2 separate regions of the Mus musculus genome follow, and region 1 is linked to region 2. A link is a loop called in an ENCODE intact Hi-C map of the cell type or tissue named here. Cell type or tissue: gastrocnemius. All regions are shown on one strand. Links, peaks and the distances in the headings refer to the core of each region. The heading gives the core; the rest is flanking DNA. Region 1 has its middle 12 kb from the start of Gm11755. Region 2 holds the start of Gm11753 (a long non-coding RNA gene).

The links. Hi-C counts contacts between places; a loop is a spot of excess contacts. Peaks named below come from ENCODE experiments on the same cell type or tissue, not always from the same donor. Only the 100,000 strongest peaks of a DNase experiment are listed, where the experiment ranks them.
Region 1: a loop joins it to region 2, with 2.1 times the contacts of the local background. A loop is called at or near these places in 10 of 42 quality-filtered maps.

The regions. Positions count from the first base shown.
Region 1 is chr11:119,137,756-119,140,659 of GRCm38, forward strand. No RefSeq gene overlaps it. Among named protein-coding and RNA genes, the nearest start is that of Gm11755, 12 kb to the left of the region's middle. In gastrocnemius, for the core only: no CTCF peak of the experiment used is centred there; DNase peaks (open chromatin) are centred at 650 and 1,471.
Region 2 is chr11:119,189,208-119,192,111 of GRCm38, forward strand. The region is part of intron 3 of Tbc1d16 (TBC1 domain family, member 16); the gene reads right to left. Gm11753 (a long non-coding RNA gene) reads right to left here and starts at 1,339. Exons shown (of 2, transcript XR_880347.2): 1 at 1-1,339. Gm36111 (a long non-coding RNA gene) reads left to right here and starts at 2,744. Exons shown (of 2, transcript XR_389225.4): 1 at 2,744-2,904. In gastrocnemius, for the core only: a CTCF peak has its summit at 1,442 (motif pointing left); DNase peaks (open chromatin) are centred at 1,441 and 1,683.

The DNA.
Region 1 (2,904 bases), core at 155-2,654, 52 kb before region 2:
AGGTGGCATCTGAGGCCCGGAGAGGGCAGGTGTGGTCCCCAAGGCCATCCTGTGAGCTCAGTGTGTCCCCTGCTTCTCATTCCTGGGGAACACAGTCAGTGGCAGTTGGACCTCCTGCCCCTTTGAGGTACTCGGTTTTAAATGAACCCTGAGTGGAATGCTTTCCTGCGAGTGCTGTCCTGCTGAGTACTTGGTGTGAGGTGTGGGGTGCACATCTACAGGGAGGTACTTGTCTACCTATGAGAAGGAGGTGTCTGCCATGGAACTCTTCAGGTCCAGAAGCCCATTCTTCCCTCTCCAGGGTTCATCCACCAAAGGCCCAGGCGAAGGCTGAGCCCGAGCCAGGCAGGACTCTGCATCAACTGACTAGGGAGGGGCTGAGGCTAGCTTGGTTCGGCTTCTTCTCCCCAACTCATCCCACTGTCTTGGCCGAAGACTGCACTGCACCAAGAGAGTGATCGTACTTCCAATTTTAAGGACGTTTGTGCTTCCCCCTGAGAAGAGACCCTGTTGGCTGACAACTGTCCAGGGCAGAGGTCAGACGCACGCCCAACTCTAGGGTTTGTGAGGGCTATGTTTAAGACAGCCGCGTGAAGCCCCATGGTGCACGTGCTAACCTCCTGCAGGGACAGGAAGAGGTCAAGTTTGATGGTGTCATCATATGGCTCTGTGCCCAACTGCTCAGCCCACCCAGGGACAGTCGATGGAGGCTCCTGACACTGGGCACTCTTTAAGACCTAAAACAGCTCTTTTCTGTGACCACAGGAGTAGAGGCATCATGTGTGTGTGTCGGATTCAGAAGGACAGACAGAGAAAGTCTGCTGGGGCCAGGGTGTCCTGGCTACAGCCAGTTCCTGGAGTGAGAGAGGGGTAGGTAGATTCAGAGGGGCTGGAGTCAGAGGCCTGGAGCGGGAGGTCTCTGAGTGCATCCGGGCTTCCAGCGCACTGCAGTTTCCCTTGCAGTGCTGTGGTCTGGCACAGCATGGCGTCCTTGTCATTAGATTCTCCCCTGTCCCCTGTGTCACGAGTTATTAATACTTACCTAGAGTGCACCTGTTATGATTGGATTGGTGGTCTTCCTCCTGCGCTCCTGCAGTTGAGTGTCCCCAAGCCCCCCAGCTCAGGTAGCCCTCAGTCCCTCTCCCATCCTGCACACTCCCTCTCCCAAGACCCTGCTCCTTACTTTGTAGGCAAGCCGTCACGGTGGCTCTGTGGTGGGGGTGTGAGTGCACAGTAGGATGATCACATCGGGTATGACGTCAGAAGCCACCACAAGGGTCTCTGCAGAGGAGAGCGTGGGGCGGTGGGAGCACGCAGCCTCTTCCGGGGAAGCCAGAATGTCTCAGACCTGGCCTGCCCCTTCGCAGAAGACAGGGCTAGTGAGAAGCCCAAGTCCTGTAGCTTTGAACTGCTGCTGAATCTCTGTGCCTTGTGCAGAAGAGTGGCTGACATCCATCAAGTGGACAAGAGCCAAGGAGGGGCGGGGAGGCTGGTGCAGCCCATCTTGAGATCAGAGGAACAATTAGGTCCTCTGCCTGGCCAAGTACCTCCTCTGTCCAGCTCCCTCAATGGAGTAAGCCCTGTGGAACCCAGGAACTATGGGGTTGGGGACCCAGTGCTCTCTGTACACCCCACAAACACTCATCTCTCTCAGGACAGAGATTCTGAGCAGAGATTCCAGAGCTAGGCTGGTTTGGTGAGCATAGTTGAACTGCAGTCCACCTTAAGAGTGGTGGCGCACGCCTTTAATCCCAGCCACTTGGGAGGCAGAGGCAGGTGGATTTCTGAGTTCGAGGCCAGCCTGGTCTACAAAGTGAGTTCCAGGACAGCCAGGGCTATACAGAGAAACCCTGTCTCAAAAAAAAGTGCCCCAACAACTGTGTTCTACCTGAGGCATTGGGGGGGGGGGTGTTGTCTTTTTGCTCAGCTTGCAAATCTGCAGCATCCTGGGGGTGAGGACACCATGGCCACTTGGAAAGGAGGGATAGGGGACGCCCAGGCAAGAAGCAGGACCTTCGTTTCCAGCCTTCCTATGCGCACCTGCAGACACACTTGTCCCAGCCACCTACCTGGACCCTGTCCTGGTAAAACTGGCAGATCTCACGTAAGCATAAAGGCTCCATAGATACTTGTGCCAGGAGTTCTCCATTTCAGGGATGCCGATCACAGCCGAGACTCCATTTATGCTGCTTGCCTGAGGCAGGCGGTCCCATAGTCAGTCAAACAGAAAAACCCAATAACTGAGGGAACACACCATCCAAGTGGTGCATTTGGCACAACTGGACACTTCCCAAGAACCCAGAAGGAAAATTTGGGAGACTGAAAGCCCAAGCTTTTAATGGAAGAGACCCGAGCCTGCTTTTGAGAAACACCCAGGTGGCCCGTGGATTTGGAGGCTTTTTGCTACAGTCTACAATGGTGGCAAGGGGTGGGCAGAAGAGAGGGACTCAGCCTGCGGCCGTCATGAAGGTTGCTCCTTCCTTCTGCGACCTCCTTGAGATGTGTTACTAGTGGACTTCCTGCAGAGTTCAGCTTTTCAAGTAGACAGGATTCCCTCTCATGGAAACCAGAATTCCCTCACCCAGCATCCTACACATGGGCGGTCCTCATGGGCTAGTGGATAGAGTCTCCTCTGTAGGCAGCAACTTCTCCTGGGCCTGGTGATCCACACCCAAAGCTTGATCTCAGAGCTCCTGGGTTCTGGGGGAAGACAGACAGGTTGTCTCTGGGATGGGACAGCCTGCAGGTTCTCTCTGCCTCCTGCAGCCACTAGTCTCTTTGTCCAGGACTCTCCATAGGAAAAGCAATGTGTGCTCGCTCTTCAATGAACACCTAGCACCATTGACTCCCACACGGCCTTTCTTTTCACCAACCCTGCCCTTTGCCTTCTGACGTCTCTCCTGC
Region 2 (2,904 bases), core at 295-2,794:
TCCTTATTTATTTTTTTATTTGTTTGAAACAGGGGCCTGGAACTCATTATGAACCCAGGCTGGCCTTTAACTAGTGATCCCCACTGCCCGAGGCTGCCTCCTGAGTGCCGGGATTACAGGCACGCACCCCCACACACACTAGCTCTAGTCAGGGTTTTTTTGGGGGGGTTTGTTTGATCCCTTTTTGGTGGTGTCAGGGATTGAACCTGGGTCTTGCATGTGCTAGCAGGCAGCCTCCTTCCCAGTCTGTGTCTTTCTTTTGCTCCTTAAGATATGTATCTATTTTATTTGCATGTGTTTTGCCTGCATGTACACGTGTGCCACACGTGTGTCCTGACACCCATAGAAGTAGATGAGAGCATCAGGCCACTAGAACTGGAGTTACAGGTTGTTGGGAGTCACTGTGTGGGTACAGGGAACCTGAGTTCTCTGCAAGAGCAACAGTGCTCTTACCTCTCTAACACTGCTATATGGACCATGAACCATCTACATAATAATAACAGTAAAAAAAAAAAGATCTGAAGGCAGGTAAAATATCTTGCTACTCAAGCATGAAGCCCAGAGTACAAATCTATAGGCCCCGGATGAATGCCATTCCAAACCAACACTGTGGGGCAGAGATCGGATCCCTGGAGCAAACTACTTAGCTAGATTGGCTCTCAGATCAATGAGAAAGCTGCTGCAATATCTGAAGAAGACACCCAGTGTCAATGTATGTGGGCCTCGGCACACATGTGCACATACGCACAAAGCCTGCTATAATGACACGCACCTGGAATTTCAGTGTTCGGAATCTATGTAGAGAGCCATCAGGACCAAGCAGGATCAAAGCCAACCTCAGCAACATATCATGTTTGAGGTCAGCCTGGGACATGAGACCGTATCTCAGAAAAGTAGGGGCAGAAGGCAAAGGTCAAGCCGGACAAGGCACCCTTGAGTCAGTGGGCCTGTCTTGGTGGGTCATGTGCCCACAGAGGGTGAGTAGACAGGATAGGAAGCAGGCTGTATTCAGCTGGCCACCCACTCCAGGTGAGGCCTTTGCTTTAGGGACAGTGGCCAAGCCAGTTTGGAACCTGTTTGGTCTCTAAAGAGGCAGGCTGTGGCTGGCTCAAAGTGTTGGGGACATTCACCACCACCCAAAGAGAAGGCAGAGGTGATGGGGAAGGAGAAGGCAGGCTTTGGTCTCAGCTAGGCCACAGCAAGGAGCCAGGGTCTGGTTCTGAGTCGTTCCACTGACCAAAACTAAGGCAGTTGCCATAACAACTGCCTGGGGGGGGGGGTGTCGTCTGCTGTCTGGACCGTTTAGTTTTCCCTAAAACCAACCACATGAAGGAAGAACAGGAGGGAATGGGTGTGGTGTCCAGGAGGAAGGAATGGGTGGAAGTGTCGGGTGGATGGCCCCTGCTGATCTGGGAGAAGCCTGCCATCTGCTGGGCACCCAGAGATCCCTCCAGCCTGCCCTGCCAACTCCACACAATAGAATTTCTGGGGACAGCAGCTGGCTGCTGCGGTTTACTGTACGAGGCGAGGCGTGGCAAAGAGGAAGGCTGGGGCTGTAGTGCTCAAACCCTACCCTGCGGTAAGAGGTGGCCACCGTTCTGCAAGGAGCTGAGGCCCACGTGGGCCCTTTGGGGATTGCCATGCCCTGCGTCCATGACTGTCCTCAGCCACGGCCACTGCCCATCCTGACAGATGCCCCTCAGCTCCTCCCAAGGTATTTCACCCCAGGTGGGCCTGGTGCAGGCTGTGACCGTCCCTGACATCCCTCCCTGAGCACCCACTACTGATCTTGGCAGCTGTGGCCCGGCCATTCTCAGAACTGACCCTGTCAGGGAGATTGATGGATGGGGACACATGTTGGTCACGCAGCCTTACCTGTGAGGTCTTTCCACATCTCTCAAGAGGGGAGTCTGTGACCCCAATAAAATAGTGATCCTTGGAACTACAAGCCCCCCGAAGCACCTCGGGGAGGAGACTGTCACTTGACAATGGTCCCTGCATGGCTACCAGACTCAGAGAGACTAAGCTACCGAACATGAATCTCGCTGTGTTTAAATATTTACAGACGTTAGTGGATCCTGATACCGTTTCCATCTCCCTGTGCTGCCCTCTTCAGAGCCATATTTTATCTCAGGGCCCGTGGTCCACAGCCTCTCCCAAGGGCTGTCTTGTTGGAGGGTCAGGTGCTAGCCCCATTGTGCAGTGGACAGGCAGAGCTGAGAAATGGCCCAGGGTTTGGCTGCCAGGGCCCACCACTAGTGTCCATGTGTTTTACCCTTCGAAGCTAAGGAGGAGCAAAGCTGGAGGATGACTGTACAGAGTAAAGTGTGGCTAAGTAAGTGGGTGACTGTTTATGTGGACCCCTGAAACAAGGTGGCACTCTCTGGAATGGGGGCACACTCTGTACGGAAAGTGTCGGGTCAGTCATAGCCCCATGTCCTGTATGCCATGACACAGGTGCCTAGGGAGAGGAACTGAAAGAAACAGAAGGTGCAGTTTGCTTGGCTGCAAAGTGCGGGCATGCAAGCCGGAGACAGATAAGGATGTCTGCATCTCAGGACAGAAGCCCCCCAGGTGTCTGAGGGTTTCATCATATGTTGGTTACATTGTGACAGCCAGCATGGGCCCCTAGAGGCACTGCCTGATCTCCCGGATGCCCAGTGAGCTGCCACGTCATCCCCTAAGGGTGCCTGAGACCTCAGGCTGGCCTTGATGATCAGAGCTGCTGATGCAATAGACAGGCCCCAGTGAGCCTCAGGAGCCTGTGCAACCAGTCGGCTAGGTTACATCAGGGACCCCAGGAGGCTGTGGAGAAGTTCCCAGCCCTGGCTCAGGTGCCTTGGGTGGGAGGGGGAGCAGGAGGGAGACGACCCGTCTCTTGGGACACTGCCTCTTCAGCTTAGG